Linked DNA regions of Homo sapiens: region 2 is linked to region 1. Evidence: read pairs that join two places in POLR2A ChIA-PET (ENCODE). Cell type or tissue: Panc1. All regions are shown on one strand. Links, peaks and the distances in the headings refer to the core of each region. The heading gives the core; the rest is flanking DNA.

Region 1 (8,333 bases), core at 89-8,088:
TTTTTGAGATGGAGTCTCTCTCTGTCACCCAGGCTGGAGCGCAAATGGCACTATCTCTGCTTACTGCAGCCTCTGCCTCCTGGGTTCAAGTGATCCTCCCACTTCAGCCTCCTGAGTAGCTGGAATAACAGGTGATTCTCGTGTCTCAGCCACCCAAGTAGCTGGGATTACAGGCGTGCACCACCACATCCAGCTAATTTTTTTGTATTTTTGGTAGAGATGGAGTTTCATCATGTTTCCCAGGTTGGTCTCCTGAGCTCAAGTGATCTGCTCTCCTTGGCCTCCCAAACTGTTGGGATTACAGGTGTGAGCCACCACACCCAGCCTATTATAATTAAGGAACCAATAATGATACATTATTATTAACGAAAGTCCATAGTTTATTCAGATTTCCTTTTTATCTAATGTCACTTTCTTGTTTCACTATTCCATCCAAGATAACACAGTACTTTTTGTAGTCATGTCTCCTTAGGATCCTCTTGGCTATGATAGTTTCTCACACTTTCCTTATTTTTGATGACCTTGACACTTTTGAGGAATACCAGTCAGGTTTTCTGTAGCATGTTACTCAATTGGGATTTGATGCTTTTTTCATCATTAGACTGGGGTTAGAGTACTTAGTATCAACATGATTGTCACTATTGATGTGACCTTGATCACTTGGCTGTCAGTTTTGTTTTTAAATGTTTGCTTTTCTATAGCTAATATTAATAAAATTTGTTACTTGCAATATAAAAGTAAATATCTGTTGATATTCTACACATGTCTACCAGTAGCATTTATAATAAGTAATACATTGACAAGCCTAATAATACAGAAAAAGGATAGTGGATATTATAATCAAGGAAAAATAATGACGAAGTTGCCTGAAGGGCTAATTGTAGAAAGGAATTAAAGGCGTTAGTACCATATAGCTTATTTTAACAGTCTTTAAGCTGTTTTAGGACTCTGTTTTAAGAAGAACATTCTGGTAATCAAGAATTGGATCTAAATTCAAAGGTAGGAAAGGAATTATTCAATTATTCATAGTAGGATGAAAATACAAATCGGATAGTTGAGATCAATTAGGTAATATCTTACAATTCAACAACAAATAATTAATGAGCCCTACTGCGTGCCAGGTGCTAAGGATTGAGCATTGAACAGGACAAAGTCCATGCCCTCATGGAAATTATATTTTGGTAGACAATGAGCTAATAAAGATGATTTCAGGGCCAGGCATGGTGGCTCATGCCTGTAATCCCAGCACTTTGGGAGGCCGAGGCAGGTGGATCACCTGAGGTCAGGAGTTTGAGACCAGCTTGGCCAACATGGTGAAACCCTGTCTCTACTAAAAAATACAAAAAATTAGCTGGGTGTGGTGGTGCACGCCTGTAGTCCTAGCTGTTCGGGAGCCTGAGGCATGAGAATATCTTGAACCCGGGAGGTTGCGGTGAGCTGAGATCGTGCCACTGCTCTCCAGCCTGGGTGACAGAGCAAGACTCTGTATCCAAAAAAAAAAAAAAAAAAAAAGCTATGAAGAAAACAATACAAGAGATAGAGAGTGGTGGTGGTGGGTTTGGTGGTTCTTTTAGGTGGGTTGCCAGGCAAGGCTTCTCTGAAGTAACATTTGAACATAACACGACCTGAATGATAAAGAGTAAGACACACCCAAACGTGGAGAATTGGAAGTGGTGGGAATAGTAATGCAAAGACTTTGTGTCAAAAATCAGTTTGGGGATTTTCAAGGAATTACAAGAAGGCTAGTGTGCCAGAGTTGGGAGAGTGCTGGGGTATGAAGTGGTGGTGGTGGTGGTGCATGCTAGTAGGAAATGAGATTGAGAATTGGCGGGGCTCAGATTGTGTAGAGCCTTGCAGGCCATGAGGTTTTTGGATTTTATTCTAACTGATGGTATTCATTGGACAGTTTTGTGCAGAAAAATGATACCTAATTTATGTTTTCAAAACATCGCTTTGCTGCAGAGGCAATTAAGCCGTTGGAGGCCGGGCACGGTGGCTCATGCCTGTAATTCCAGCACTTTGGGTGGCCGAGGCAGGTGGATCATGAGGTCAGGAGATCGAGACCATCCTGGCTAACATGGTGAAACCCTGTCTCTACTAAAAAATACAAAAAAAATTAGCTGGCCATGGTGGCGGGCGCCTGTAGTCGCAGCTACTTATGCTTAATCATAATGCATTGAAAAAGTGCCACTGCACTCCAGCCTGGGCGACTGAGCAAGACTTCGTCTCAAAAAAAAAAAAAAAAAAAAAGAAGCCATTGGAGTGTTGTGAGGTACAGTAGCTTGGACTAGTGAGGTAGATAAAGATAGATGCAGTGAGAAGTCATTGAATTCAGGGCATGTTTTCAAGGTAGAACCAACAGGATTTGCTGATAGATTAGCTGTGGGAGGTGAGTGAAAGAGAGTAATCAAAGATGATTACAAGGCTTTTAGCTGGAGCCAGTGGTGCCATTTACAGAGATGGGAAACAGGAAGGAGCTAGTTTGGATGAAGTGTTTAGATGTTTGGAGCTTGAGATGCCTGCTAGATATCCAGGAATAGCCATTGAGTAGGCAGCTGACTATTAAATTCTAGAGCCTAGGGTCAAGATCAGGGTTGCGAATATACCTTTGGGATGTCATCGATACATTGATGGTGTTTAAACATATAGAACTGCCAGCCTCTGCAACATAGTGAGACCTTGTCTCTATAAAGAAAAAAAAAAAATTAGCTGGGTGTGGTGGTGTGCCTGTGGCCCCAGCTACTTGGGAAGCTGATGTGGGAGGATTACTTCAGCCTGGGTGGTTGAAGCTACAATGAGCCATGATCATGCCACTGCACTCCAGCCTGCGCGACAAATGGAGATCCTGTCTCAAAAAAACAAAACTGAAAACAAAAACATGTAACTGGTTAGGTCAGCTAGGGAGTAAAGAAGAGGGCTAATGACTGAGCCCTGAGACTACTGATATCATAGAGTGGAATAGATTGTAATATATACTTAAATTTCTTTTGTATTGGTATCAGGACCAAATTGACTGAGCAACATGTAAATAGTATAACACTGAATAATGCCTTTGAGATGATTATAATGTTACTAGGCTCTTCCTGTTACTTGAATCCTCATGTTTTTGTCACTTTCCTGCCTGAAGATTTCTACTTTCTCTCCATTGTTTGAGGACATAAACCCCCAGACTTCTTCGCTTAGCATACCAGAGCCTTCATTGTCTGAGTACTCTACATCATCTCGCTCCTTTTTATCTTTTCTCCTCTTTATCACACCTACCGTGCCCAATGTGCTTGGCTCTTTTATAACCCCCTTTTGGCCTGGAATACTCTTTCTCCTCCTGCTGCCCTGCCTCAAACTCCTACTCAGTCTTCAATATCCACCTTAAATTTGCTATGTAATTTTCCCCAATTTCGACGGATAAAATTGACCCCTTCACTGCATGGTACTTCCTCAGTGCTGTTGCTTATACTTCAATTTATAGCAAAATACAAAATCAGTTGGCATTTTGGCTTTTAAAAAAATTCATTTGTTTTCCCAGTGCTTGGCATGTGGTAGATGCTTAATCATAATGCATTGAAAAAGTTTAAAAGTTTTGCTTTGGCCAAAGAGTAAGTAATTAAAAACTAAATCTTACAATACACGATCATATGGATCATTAGCTGAGATTTTTAGGATCTTTTTATTATGTCAAGTTGTTGGTTTTAGTGATATTCATTGTGGCATAATTTAGCCAGTACAAAGTTTAGTGAAATGTCAGTTAGAAGTCTTAGTTCAGAGACATATTAGGAATGTTTTATTCTCTAGGGCTGAATAATGCTTATTCTTTGGAGGCAGGCTATTATAATAGATTTTTCCTTCACTTGCCCACTTTTCCACCCAGCTTCTCAGTAGTCGGGAATTCTATTTTAACAGTACACGTGTACTTTGAGCTCTTTGCTGGAGATGGAACCTAATGTAATAAATCCAGTAGAATCAGCAGTACTCACCCCAGGAATGTCCTTTAAATTGTTGGATAGAAGGAGGCTTACTGGTGTGAATTGTAGGTGTGAAGATTTTTCAGCCTGTGAGTCCAAAGTAGGGTTGATTATTTTGTCATTCAATCATAAGCATGTATTGAGTACTTGCCATATATGGGTATTGTATGAGGTACAGTGTGGGGGACACACAAAAGAAATAAAAGGCATTCTTTGCACATGAGGCCTTGACAATTTAATTGAGGAACTGAAACATAGGAAGGAATTTAATCTTAACAAGCAATATATCCGTAAGTGCAAAGTACTGTAGTATAAATCAGGGACTGCATTTCTTAAGCCCATAATTATATTCTCAGGGTTATATGCAGTCTTATATCAGTTTTCAACATTTTAATTTGACTTGAAGTTCTGCATTTTCTCTTATCCTTTAACGTTTCTAGTTTCAATAAGATATTGATTTAGCTCTTTGTTTGATATGATAAAAGCCATATATAAGAAGAGTTCTCTGTCACAATGTTGCATCCAAGCATTTTTTCATTTCATGTCTATAAAGAAAGTACATAGGCCCACACCTGTAATCCCAGCACTTTGGGAAGCCAAGGAAGGAGGATTGCTTGAGGCTAGGAGTTCGAGACCAACCTGGGCAACATAGCGAGACCCTGTCTCTATGAAAACATAGAAATGAAAAATAAAAAATAAAATACATAATTTGAAATGGTAGAATGTCATTTATCCTTTACAAGTGTGACAGAGGCACACTTTCTTTTTTTTGCTATGTGTAGGTTCCTCCTCCGCATACTTTGTCTTTCCACTTAAAGGGGTGGAGGGGGAGAAAGAGAACCTGGAGAACAAATTTTGTGTGTGTATATGAATCTGAATTTAAAAGTATGTATTTTCATTAAAGGCAACCAACTGAACAGAAAAAAAAGTATGTATTTTCATATTTGAATTATAAAAGTGGCTTTTTTTTGAGAAGATAAATACATAAGCACAAATAATAATTTCTAATATGCCAGCTATCACTGTTAGCGTGTTGATATGCTTCTATGTTTCTTTTTTTTTAAATGGCAAGTGTTGTTTTTTTAGCTCAGATACATTTAGAAAAAAGATAATTGTCTTTACATAGGTTTATCTGATCATATTACTCTCAATAAAATTCTTTAGTGGCTTTGCATAGTAAATGGAATCAAGTTGAGACAAGTTCAGACTCCTTACTTAGCTTGACACATAAAGCTCACTACCTCATAGTTTATCTCACGTCATATGTCTCCCTCATACGCAACTTGTTTTATCCATGATACATGTGTGTACTACTTTCAGGCCTCTAGATGAGGGGTTGGCAAATGTTTTCTGTAGAGGACTAGATAGTAAATATTTTAATGTATGGACCTTAGCGTTTCTTTTAAGTACTACTCAATTCTGTTGTGGTAGTAAACTGCAGGACCAGCCCAGAGAGTGTCTACTCTGTTGATAACAGAATGTCAGGTTACTTTGTAGATATAAAAGAGCCAAGATTGCAAGTCATGTAGCCTGGGCATGCACAATAGAAAAAGCTTTGATCTTTAACAGCACCCAGAACCAACATCCCTCCTCTCCTCCCCCAGCAGAACCAAGAAGTCTGGGACATGACCAGAACTTGAATGCTGGAACCTTTTCAGAAGCAGCGGGTCCATTGGCCGTAAAGATCCAGGGCTAAAATTTGCCTCAGCATACCTTACCGAAATGGTTAAGTTTGAAGCCCTCCAATCAGACCTTGGCAAGCCAACATTTCCAGGTCTTTTCCCTTGCCCTCCAACCTCTTAAAACTTGTCCCAGACTCCAAATCAGGGAGATAGATTTGAGCTGGGCCTCCTGTTTCCTCACTAGTCTGCCTTGCAATAAAGCGTTTCTTTTCTCAAAAGCTGGTGCCTCCTACCTGTAGGAGGTCTCCTTCCTGTAGGAGATAGGGAAAAAAAAAAAAGCTGGTGCCATAGTATTGGCTTCAATGCATAATGGGCAGAGAGCCCATTTGCTAGATAACAGCACAAAAGCAGCCACAGACAATAATACACAAACAAATGAAATGGCTGTGTTTCAGGAAACTTTATATATAGACACTGAAATTTGAATTTCATGTAATTTTTTTTTTTTTTTTGAGACGGAGTCTCGCTCTGTCGCCCAGGCTGGAGTGCAATGACATGATCTCAGCTCACTGCAACCTCTGCCTCCCGGGTTCAAGCGATTCTTCTGCCTCAGCCTCCCGAGTAGCTGAGACTACAGGCGCGTGCCACCACGCCTGGCTAATTTTGTATTTTTAGTAGAGACGGGGTTTCACTGCGTTAGCCAGGATGGTCTTGATCTCCTGACCTTGTGATCCCCCCTGCCTTGGCCTCCCAAAGTGCTAGGATTACAGGTGTGAGCCACCACGCCCAGCCTGGTAGCCACCTGTTAAGGGAAGATTACTATATGCCAGGCATTGTGTTAAGGATCATTATTTAATCGCCTAAGTAGTCTCTTCCTGACATTGCCCTCCTATGGTATTTTTTTTTTTTTTTTTGAGACAGAGTCTTGCTCTGTTGCCCAGGCTGGAGTGCAGTGGTGCAGTCTTGGTTCACTGCAACCTCTGCCTCCTGGGCTCAAGTGATCCTCCCACCTCTGCCTCCCTAGTAGCTGGGACCAATGTAACTGTGATGTTACAGAAAAAAATAAAGCAGGGAAGAGAGATGGGGAAGAAATCAAAATCTGAATTGAGATTGAGCCACAATACTTGGCTAATTTCTGTATTTTTAGTAGAGACGGGTTTTTGCCATGTTGCCCAGGCTGGTCTGGAACTCCTGAAATCAAGTGATCCACCCACCTTGGCTTCCCAAAGTGCTGGGATTACAGGTGTGAGCCACTGTGCCCGGCCTGTGATATATTCTTAATATGGCAGCAGAGAGAAGCTGTCAGATTGGAGATGCTGATGCTGTTAAAGTCCAGTCATATCGTTCCTCTGCTCAAAACCTTACAGTGACTTCCTATTTCTGGCAAAATAAAAGCTAAAATCCTTACAACGGCCTTTAAGGTTGTATGTGAGCTGCTCCCCTCTTACTTCTCTGACCTTATCTCTTAACACTCCCTTCCTTAATCTCTGCTCCAGCTTCTTCATCTCCTTGCTTTTCCTTGTTCATGCTGGGCATATACCCTTTCATTTCTGGTTTCCTCTGTCTGGAATACTGCATAGCTTGTTCCCTCAATTCAGATTTTGATTTGAATGCCTTGGTTCCTATTTTGATTTCTTCCCCATCTCTCTTCCCTGCTTTATTTTTTTCTGTAGCATCACAGTATATAACACACCATATTACATCATGTATTTATTTATTTTCCTTGTTTGATGTTTCCCCTACTAAAATTCGAGTACCATGAGGACAGGGATTTTTGTCCTGTTTGCTGCTGTTTTTGTAGTACCTAGCAAGCACAAAGTAAGTGCTTAATAATGTTTGCTGAGTGAATGAATAAACTGCCACAACCCTATGCCATGGACACTGTTATTTCATTTTGCAAATGAGGAAACTAAAGCCCAGAGAGGTTAAATGATTTGCATAGGGTCACATGACTCTTAATCTTCCTGCTGAATGGCTTTATCTCCTGTCATCTCATTATGCCTCTGTGCTCAGTCATGGGACACTAAATATTTGTGTATGTTTATGTATGTGTGTGTGTATGTATGTTTGAATATCATATACATGTTTTATCTTCTGTGCCTTTGCTCATGTTGTTTCCTCAGGAGACATCCTTCCCCTTTCCTTCCCCTTACTGAGGTAGAACTTTATTTGCAGGAGAAATGGTGATTTAGAGGAGTTGCTGGGTATGAAGATTGTTTGGTGAGATAGAGGGATGAGTATTGTGAGCTAAGGCCAAATGATGGTAAATGCATATAATGTATGTTCAGGGAGCGTTTGGTTAGAATGAGGTTTTGTTTGAGTATGATAGACCATGAAGTTAAAGAGAGGGAGGGAGGGTTATGGTCCCACCATTGAGACCTCGAGCTTCAGGCTAAGGAGCAGGTATTTTTATCTTGTCCCTTGAAGGTTTTTGAGCAGGAGAGTGTTAATGAAAAAATAGTACTTGGAAAAATATTTGATTTTGCAGTGGTGATGAGAATAGTTTGAAGTAAGAACACTTAGGAGATTATTAGGATGACATAGTTCAGAGGTGAGGTAATCAGGGCTGAAGTTTATAATTAAGAGTGGAAATTGGCTGGGTGTGGTGGCTCACGTGTGTAATCCCAGCACCTAGGGAGGCTGAGGCAGTTGGATCACTTAAGGTCAGGAGTTCGAGACCATCCTGGCCAACATGGCAAAACCCCATCTCTACTAAAAATACAAAAATTGGCCGGGTGTGGTGGCGTGCACC
Region 2 (8,333 bases), core at 296-8,295, 170 kb after region 1:
GAGGGACGGAAGGGATCAATGCAAATTTAAATCCAAAGGATTTACCTTTAATCAGATTACCAGGAGAAAATAAGAGTTGAGCAGCCCTTTAGCTTACTACACTTGATTTTGTGGCCTCTCCCAGCTGTGTGGGTAATGCCAGCCTGGGGCCGTTCTCTTTCCTGTCTGCAGAAGGCGGTGGGTGTGGCAGGAATGTCCCTAAATATCCCCTCCTCTGGGAGAGTTGAAGGTTCAGTGCCAGGATGACTGGTGACTTAAACTGAGTATCCCCCAGACTTCCCCAGGATGATTTTGTTGCTCTCCAGTCAGTAATAGGTGACTAGATCCCAGTGGTTCATTAAGCTGAGAAAAAGTAGAGGAGGCATAAGTTAGGGGAACCTATCAAGAATGTATAGAGAAGGCCAAAGTTACTTTGTTCCACACTAGGTTTAGTGCCTCAGATCGGCGCAAGGGTAATTGGCAAGTTTGGTGCTTGCCAGGTGGCTGTGGGTTGCTGCTCTGTATTGAAACCACATCTACCAGTGAGCAGACACATGTTAGAATTCCTCATCTGCATCCCCAAGATACACAGATAACCTTGGGGACCTTTCTGGGGAATAGGTATTAAATGTAACATCTCAGGAGACTTATTTTGGTCTTCGGCCACCACAGGGCATTTCCTTCCAACCTAATTCAAGCTAAAACGATCTTCAGAGATAAGAATTTAAACAGGTTCAGCCGGGTGCGGTGGCTCATGCCTGTAATCCCAGTACTTTGGGAGGCCGAGGCGGGCGGATCACGAGGTCAGGAGATCGAGACCATCCTGGCTAACATGGTGAAACCCTGTCTCTACTGAAAATACAAAAAACTAGCAGGGTGTGGTGGCGGGTGCCTGTAGTCCCAGCTACTCAGGAGGCTGAGGCAGGAGAATGGCGTGAACCCGGGAGGTGGAGCTTGCAGTGAGCCGAGATGGTGCCACTGCACTCCAGCCTGGGTGACAGAGTGAGACTCTGTCTCAAAAAAAAAAAAAAAAAAAAAATCTAAACAGGTTCTCTAGGAGTACTTTTTGAGATGGCGTCTCGCTGTGTCACCCAGGCTGGAGTGCAATGGCGTGATCTCGGCTCACTGCAACCTCCACCTCCCAGGTTCAAATGAATCTCATGCCTCAGCCTCCTGATTAGCTGGGATTACAGGCACCAACCACCATGCCTGGCTAATTTTTGTATTTTTAGTAGAGATGAGGTTTCACTATGTTGGCCAGGCTGGTCTCAAACTTCTGACCTCAAGTGATCTGCCCACCTTGGCCTCCCAAAGTGCTGGGATTACAGGCGTGAGCAATTGTACCTGGCCCCTCTAGGAGTACTTTTAATTCTGCGGTTGGAGCAATAAGAGAGAAGGAGAAACTCCAAAACTGTCCTAATTGATTCTGAGCCTCCCCTCTCTAGAAACTGGCCTGGACTAAGAATAGACCGCCCTGCCACAAGCATCCACCCTAAGTGTTTCTGGTTTACATTGCCCTCTTAGGGCCTCTGAGACTCTCCTCAGGTTCGGTGTTTTCATAGCAGAGTGCTGTCTAGCCTGTTCACATGTCCGTCCTGCATTCTGAAGCCCCACTCTCTGAGCCAGGGGAGATCAGGGACATTCTTGAGCAGAGCCAGTGCAGGGAGTGCACAGTCCTGGAGCAGGTAAAGACCTGGAGCAGCAAGTGAAAGACCCAGAGCAGAGGATGACATGGAGTGACAGCAAGAGGTTAGAGGGAAGTCTCAATCTCACTTGGCATCATCTAGCAGAAAGACCAATGAATTAATTTGAGGTTAGTTCGTGTGGGTCCTGAGGCCTGCAGACAGTGTGGGGTAACAATACTAATGATGAGAGTGATGAGTGTCTCCCGTGGCCGTGTCCTCTCTGAATCTCTGAGCATTTTATCTTTCATCTCTGTGGGAGTTGCGGCTTAGTAATAATAATTAGAGTACCCTGAGCATCGGTGCTTTGTAGAACACAGCATTAAGCCCTGTTTCTGCCTCCTTGGAGTGTAGTCTGTATGAACTGGCAGACATTTGGGAGGTGGAGCCCTCTGACAGAGGGGAAGAACATGATAGAATGCAAAGGTCAGGGATATTCTGAGTCACCTAATTGATACCTAACATTCTTTTGGCTCTTGGTAGGTCAGAGTGGCCTTTCCTTCATGCCTGCCAAAGCACAAAGATCAGTGGCCTCACCCAAGTCTCACAGACCCAAGAGTCTAGTCTGGGGATCCCAGGCTCTAGCTTATACATGGTACCTTCCTGGTTTTGGGGAATGCTTGTTCCTCTGTGGCCATGAGTTATGCTTTAACGAGTTGGTGTTCTTTCCTGTGGTACCAGCAGACTGAGCCCTGCCGAAAATAGGTGATGCACGCTGGGTTTTTCCCGTGTGATCAAGAAGCCCGGTGGGCAGAACAGAAGAAGCTGCAGAAGTCATAGCTCCATTCTCCTGAAAACATGGGTGTCTGGAAAGTAGCCAGTGCCTCAGGATGGTCCCAAGTACCTTCAGCACCTTCTTCCCAAACACACTCTGTCTGTAACATGTCACTTCTCTCTTCCTCTAACAGGTGACCTTGGAGAAGGTGCTGGGAATTACAGTGTCTGGAGGCAGAGGACTTGCCTGTGACCCCCGATCAGGTTTAGTTGCTTACCCAGCAGGGTAAGTAAGCGCCTTGGAAGAGATCTTGATGCATGGGAATTTATAGCCACGCTAGAGCAGTTGGGATGGGCAGGGATTTTCTGGTATCTTCTGGAAGATAGATACAGGTTAATGTTTTGTTGTCATTTTTGTAAAGAGACGCAGGACCAGGTAAAGGTTCTTTGTCGGGTGCTGTCATTGTTGCCATCCTGTGCTGCTTTTCAGTTATCTACCCCACCTCCCACACACAGATTTACACTTTATGTTACACACAGTTCCCAGCACCATCTTCAGTAACTACCTTCCAGTCATTTAAAAAACAGCTTTATTGAGATGTAATTCACATACCATATAACTCACTATTTAAAATACCCAATTCAGTAGTTTTTTAGTATATTCACAGAGTTGTGCACCCATCACCACAATCAAATTTAGGACATTTTCATGACCTTGTTCCCTTTTTTTTTTGAGACAGGTTCTGGCTCTGTTGCCTAGGCTGGAGTGCAGTGGCTCGATGTTGGCTCACTGCACCTCCGCCTCCGACACTCAAGCAATCCTCCCACCTCAGTCTCCCGAGTAGCTGGGACTACAGGCGCACTGCCCCATGCCTGGCTAATTTTTTGTAGAGATGGGGTTTCACCACATTGCCCAGGCTGGTGTTGAACTCCTGAGCTCAAGCCATCCACCTGCCTCAGCCACCCAAAGTGCTGGGATTACAGGCGTGAGCCACTGTGCCTGGCCCCATTCCTATCAGTCACTTTTCATTCCCACCCCCACCTTACCAGACCTTCATCCCTAGGCAACCACTGTCTCCATTAATTTGCCTATTCTGGATATTTCATATAAACGGAATCAGGTAACACTGTATTTGGCCTTTTGTAACTGGCTTCTTTTTGTTGCCCAGCCTGGAGTGCAGTGGTATGATCATGGCTGACTGCAGCCTCAGCCTCCTGCCTTAGCCTCCTGAATAGCTGGAGCTATGGGTGTGTGCCACCATGCCCAGCTAATTTTTCCATTTTTTTGTAGAGACAGGGTCTAACTCTATTGCCTAGGCTAGTTTCGAACTCCTGGGCTCAAGCAGTCCTCCCGCTTCAGCTTCCCAAAGTGCTGGGATTACAGGCGTGAGCCACCACGCCTGGCCAGCATAATGTTTTCAGGGTTAATCTATGTCACAGCATGTATCGCTACCTTATTCCTTTTTGTGGCTGAATAATATTCCACTGGATGGATGTAGCACATTTTATCTATTCTTCAGTTGATGGACATTTGGGTTGTTTCTACTTCTTAGCTATTATGAATATTCGCCTGTTCTAGTCACTTTGAGAGAGATCAGTGCCATAGAAGAGAAGTAGGGGAGTGGGGCTACTATTCTTTCTCTTGCTGCCTTTTCACTCCTCTGCTCCTACAAGTGGGAAACCTCCAACCATAGTTTCTTCAGGCTTCTGGAGAAAGCTTGGAACCCCTCCTGCTTCTGGCTCACTCTGTTCCATGCTGATAGGCACAGGAATGTGAAAATGAGTAGCGCTACTGCTGTACCTTTCTTACTCTACCATTAACTTGTTAATGCCTAGTTCATTCCCCAATGTAATTTTCATAGCAACTTTTATAGTTTTTATACTAGATACATGATTTGCTTAGTTTTATCACCTCATCAAAAAAGCTTCCTTTATCAGGCTGGGCCCGGTGGCTCACGCCTATAATCCCAGTACCTTGGGAGGCCAAGGTGGGCGGATCACTTGAGGTCAGGAGTTGGAGACCAGCCTGGCCAACATGTTGAAACCCTGTCTCTACTAAAAACATAAAAAAATTTGCTGGGTGTGATGGCGGGTGCTGGTAGTCCCAGCTGCTTGGGAGGCTGAAGCATGAGAATCACTTGAACCCAGGAGGTGGAGGTTGCAGTGAGTGCAGATTTCGCCACTGCACTCCAGCCTGGGCGACAAAGAGAGACTCTGTCTTAAAAAAAAACAAGCCACCACCAAAAAAAGCTACCTTTATCAATCAAGTACAGTCATGTGTCACTTAATGATGGGGATATGTTCTGAGAAATGTGTCATTTGGCAGTTTCGTTGTTGAGTGAACATTACAGAGTATACTTACACAAACCCTAGATGGTATAGCCTACTACATACCTAGGCTACATGGTGTAGCCGGTTGCGCCTGGGCTACAAACCTGCACAGCAGGTTACTGTACTGAATACTGTACATAATCCTAAGACAATGGTATTTGTATATTTAAACATAGAAAAAGTATGGTTAAAATATCATATAAAATATATTTTAAAAAGGCACACCTGTATAAGGCACTTACCATGAATGGAGTTTCCAGGACTGGAAGTTGTTCTGGGTGAGTCAGTGAGTGAGTGGTGAGTGAGTGTGAGTGCCAGAAACATTACTGTACACTTTACAAACACTGTACACTTGGCCATACTAAATTTATTTTAAAAACATACATTCAATAATAGATTAACCTAACTTACTGTAACTTTCTTACATTTTATAAACTTTTTTTTTTAACTTCTTGACTCTTGTAGTAACACTTAGCTTAAAACACAAACACAGTACAGCTATACAAAAATATCTTTCTTTTATCTTTTTTCCGAGATGGAGTCTCCCTCTGTCACCCAGGCTGGAATGCAGTGGCACGATCTTAGCTCACTGCAACCTCTGCCTCCTGGGTTCAAGTGATTCTCCTGCCTCAGCCTCCTGAGTAGTTGGGATTACAGGCTCCTGCCACCACGCCTGGCTAATTTTTGTATTTTTAGTAGAGATGGGGTTTCGCCATGTTGGCCAGGCTGGTCTTGAACTAATGACCTCAAGTGATCAGCCCTCCTTGGCCTCCCAAAGTGCTGGCATTACAGGCATGAGCTACTGTGCCTGACCCAAAAGTATTTTCTTTTTATCTTCTATAAGCTTTAAATGTTGTTTTTAACTTTTTAAACTTTTTTGTTAAAAACAAAGACACAAACACACACATTAGCCTAGCGCATAGAACTACATAGGGTCAGGATCATCAAGATGTCACTAAGTGACAGGAATATTTTAGCTCCATTATAATCTTACGGGACTACTGTCATACATGCCCTTCGCTGTTGACCAAAATGTTATTATGTGACGTATGACTGTACTTATTCTATGCCAGGTACTTTTTAAGCACTTTATATGAATTATTTAATACTCTGAGCAACTATTATCACCCTCATATTTTAGAGGAGGAAATTGAGATCCAAAGAGGTCAAGCAGGCCAAGTGCAGTGGCTCACGCCTATAATCCTAGCACTTTGGGAGGGCAAGGTGGGCGGATCACCTGAGGTCAGGAGTTCAAGACCAGCCTGGCCAACATGGTGAAATCTTGTCTCTAGCAAAATACAAAAATTAGCCTGGCGTGATGGCGGGTGCTGGTAGTCCCAGTTACTCGGGAGGCTGAGCTGGGAGAATCGCTTGAACCTGGGAGACGGTGGTTGCAGTGAGCCGAGATCGTGCCACTGCACTCCAGCCTGAGCGGCTGAGCAAGACTCCATCTCAAAAAAAAAAAAAAAAAAAAAAGGTTAAGCAGGCAGGGTGCAGTGGCTTTGGGAAGCCAAGGTGGGAGGATTGCTTGAGACCAAGAATTTGAAACCAGCCTGGGCAACATAGTGAGAACCCTGTCTCTACCAAAAAGTAAAAATAAAAAAAATTAGCTGGGTATGGTGGCATGTGCCTGTAGTCCTAGCAACTGGGGAGGCTGAGGCAGGAGGATTGCTTGAGCCCAGGAGGTGAAGGCTGCAGTGAACTATGATCGTGCCATTGCACTCCAGCTTGGGTGACACAGTGAAACCCTGCCTCTTAAAAAAACCAAAAGGGTTAAGGAGTTTGCTTGAGGTAACATAGCTAGTGTGTGTAATGGGGTTCTAACCCAAGTAGTATGACTGTAGAGCTCTGATTGTTAAAATGGCACAGAGTAGGGGGAGACCACACTGTTTTTTTTTGAGACAGAGTTTCATTCTTCTTGCCCAGGCTGGAGTGCAATGGCACGATCTCAGCTCACCGCAACCTCCGCCTCCTGGGTTCAAGCAATTCTCCTGCCTCAGCCTCCAGAGTAGCTGGGATTACAGGCATGCGCCATCATGCCCAGCTAATTTTGTATTTTTAGTAGAGATGGGGTTTCTCCATGTTGGTCAGGCTGGTCTCAAACTCCCGACCTTAGGTGATCTGCCCACATTGGCCTCCCAAAGTGCTGGGATTACAGGTGTGAGCCACTGTGCCCGGCCACTTTCTGCTTATTTTTAACAAATTGCTTTTCCTCTAAGCTGCCTACCTGCCCTTTGAATGAGAAGAGCCCCATTTATGGGCAGCTCAGTCTGTGCAAGGGAGACTTCTGCCCCTGGGTTTGGGGTCAGTGTCTCTCCCAAGTGGTCCTCTGGTGTTTAATGGCTGCAGTAAGGGTGCTGTGGGAGCCACACGGGCTCTGCCTGGCAAAGGCTGGGCTAGGCTCCATTTTCCCCTAGAGAAGCAAGCTGATGGAAAGACCTCTCTACTGGATAAGTTTGTGCAGCCTGCCTCAGGGGAATTCCACTTGTTCTTGCCTCTGCCTGGGAAAGCCAGGTTCCCTCTTGTTGGAGGTGGGGCTGGGGCTGGATGTAGCACAGGCAAAAAAGGCCTTGGGGTGCTGCTTGGTGCATGCTGAGACCTGTGTCCCTGCCCTGGAGAGTGTGGAGTCCTGCCCGCTTTCTTCCTCACACACCCCTGGACTCCAGGCCTGGCCTTTAAGGGCATGTGCTTATGCATGTTTATGAGCAGGTCTCAGCCCAGTGCATGTGCCTGGGAGTCATGATCCTTCCAGATGGTGTACAGGCTTTCCTGATGGAACCTCTAGTAGGTTTCCTAAGCGTGTATGCTTGGCTTAGGCCATCCCTGGGCAGTGCCCCTAATCTGTTCCCTGACCTTTTGATTTCTTAGAACTTGAAGTTGTCTGTGCAAATGGCTTCTTTTCTGGGTGTTTGAGTTTTGCTGTGTTCTAGAACTCCCTGATGTGCTGCTGTGATGTTGGGGGCCACCAGATTCTGTGTGAGCACAAGCAGGTTCTTCACCTCCCTCCTTGTCTCCCTGCTTTTCTTATCTGATCATCCTTACACTGCCCCCAGCCCCCACGCTCTTGTTCCTCCTGTGCCTGTTGCTTTGGGAGCCAGCTCAGGTATCCTAGAAACAAGGAGAGAAACAAAACTCAGAAAATTCTCTGAGGCCCGGAGGCGAATATCAAACCAAAACAAAGTTTTCTGAAAGGAAATGGAACAGCACAGGAAAGGAGGGTGGGCAGTGTGTCAGGCAGAGGTGGGTAGGAGCTCCAGGCTGAGCATGGAGCCTGTCCTAGTGGCTCCTACATCCCTTGGCCGTTGTTTCCCCACGGGAAGCCCCCCTACTAGAGGATGCCAGACAGCCCCTTTGAGAGACTTAATTGAGTTGAACACCCTTAATTGAGTTGGGCCTTTTCCTCAGCCAGCTGGTGGAAGGTTGATGGGCCTTCAAGCCCAGCACAGCCCCTGTGCCCCTGTGCCCCTGTGCCCAGTCCTGAGAATGGGTTTCTCCTGGCTCCTATGCCAGAATGGCCTGGGTGAGTGCCCTGCGCACAGCTGCTCCTCTCCCGCTGGGATGGGAAGTGTCCCAGCAAGGTGACGGGGTGTATCTGGCAGCTAAGAAGAGACCTCTTGGTTGATTTAA

The links. Peaks named below come from ENCODE experiments on the same cell type or tissue, not always from the same donor. Only the 100,000 strongest peaks of a DNase experiment are listed, where the experiment ranks them.
Region 2: POLR2A ChIA-PET joins it to region 1 with 14 read pairs; 5 of 35 experiments call an interaction of 5 or more read pairs at or near these places.

The regions. Positions count from the first base shown.
Region 1 is chr15:41,626,877-41,635,209 of GRCh38, forward strand. It overlaps a transcript of MGA not described here. Among named protein-coding and RNA genes, the nearest start is that of MGA, 29 kb to the right of the region's middle. In Panc1, for the core only: no CTCF peak of the experiment used is centred there; no DNase peak of the experiment used is centred there; H3K27ac peaks cover 3,017 bases.
Region 2 is chr15:41,797,254-41,805,586 of GRCh38, forward strand. MAPKBP1 (mitogen-activated protein kinase binding protein 1) reads left to right here. Exons shown (of 31, transcript NM_014994.3): 3 at 2,570-2,661. Among named protein-coding and RNA genes, the nearest start is that of JMJD7, 27 kb to the right of the region's middle. In Panc1, for the core only: no CTCF peak of the experiment used is centred there; a DNase peak (open chromatin) is centred at 5,038.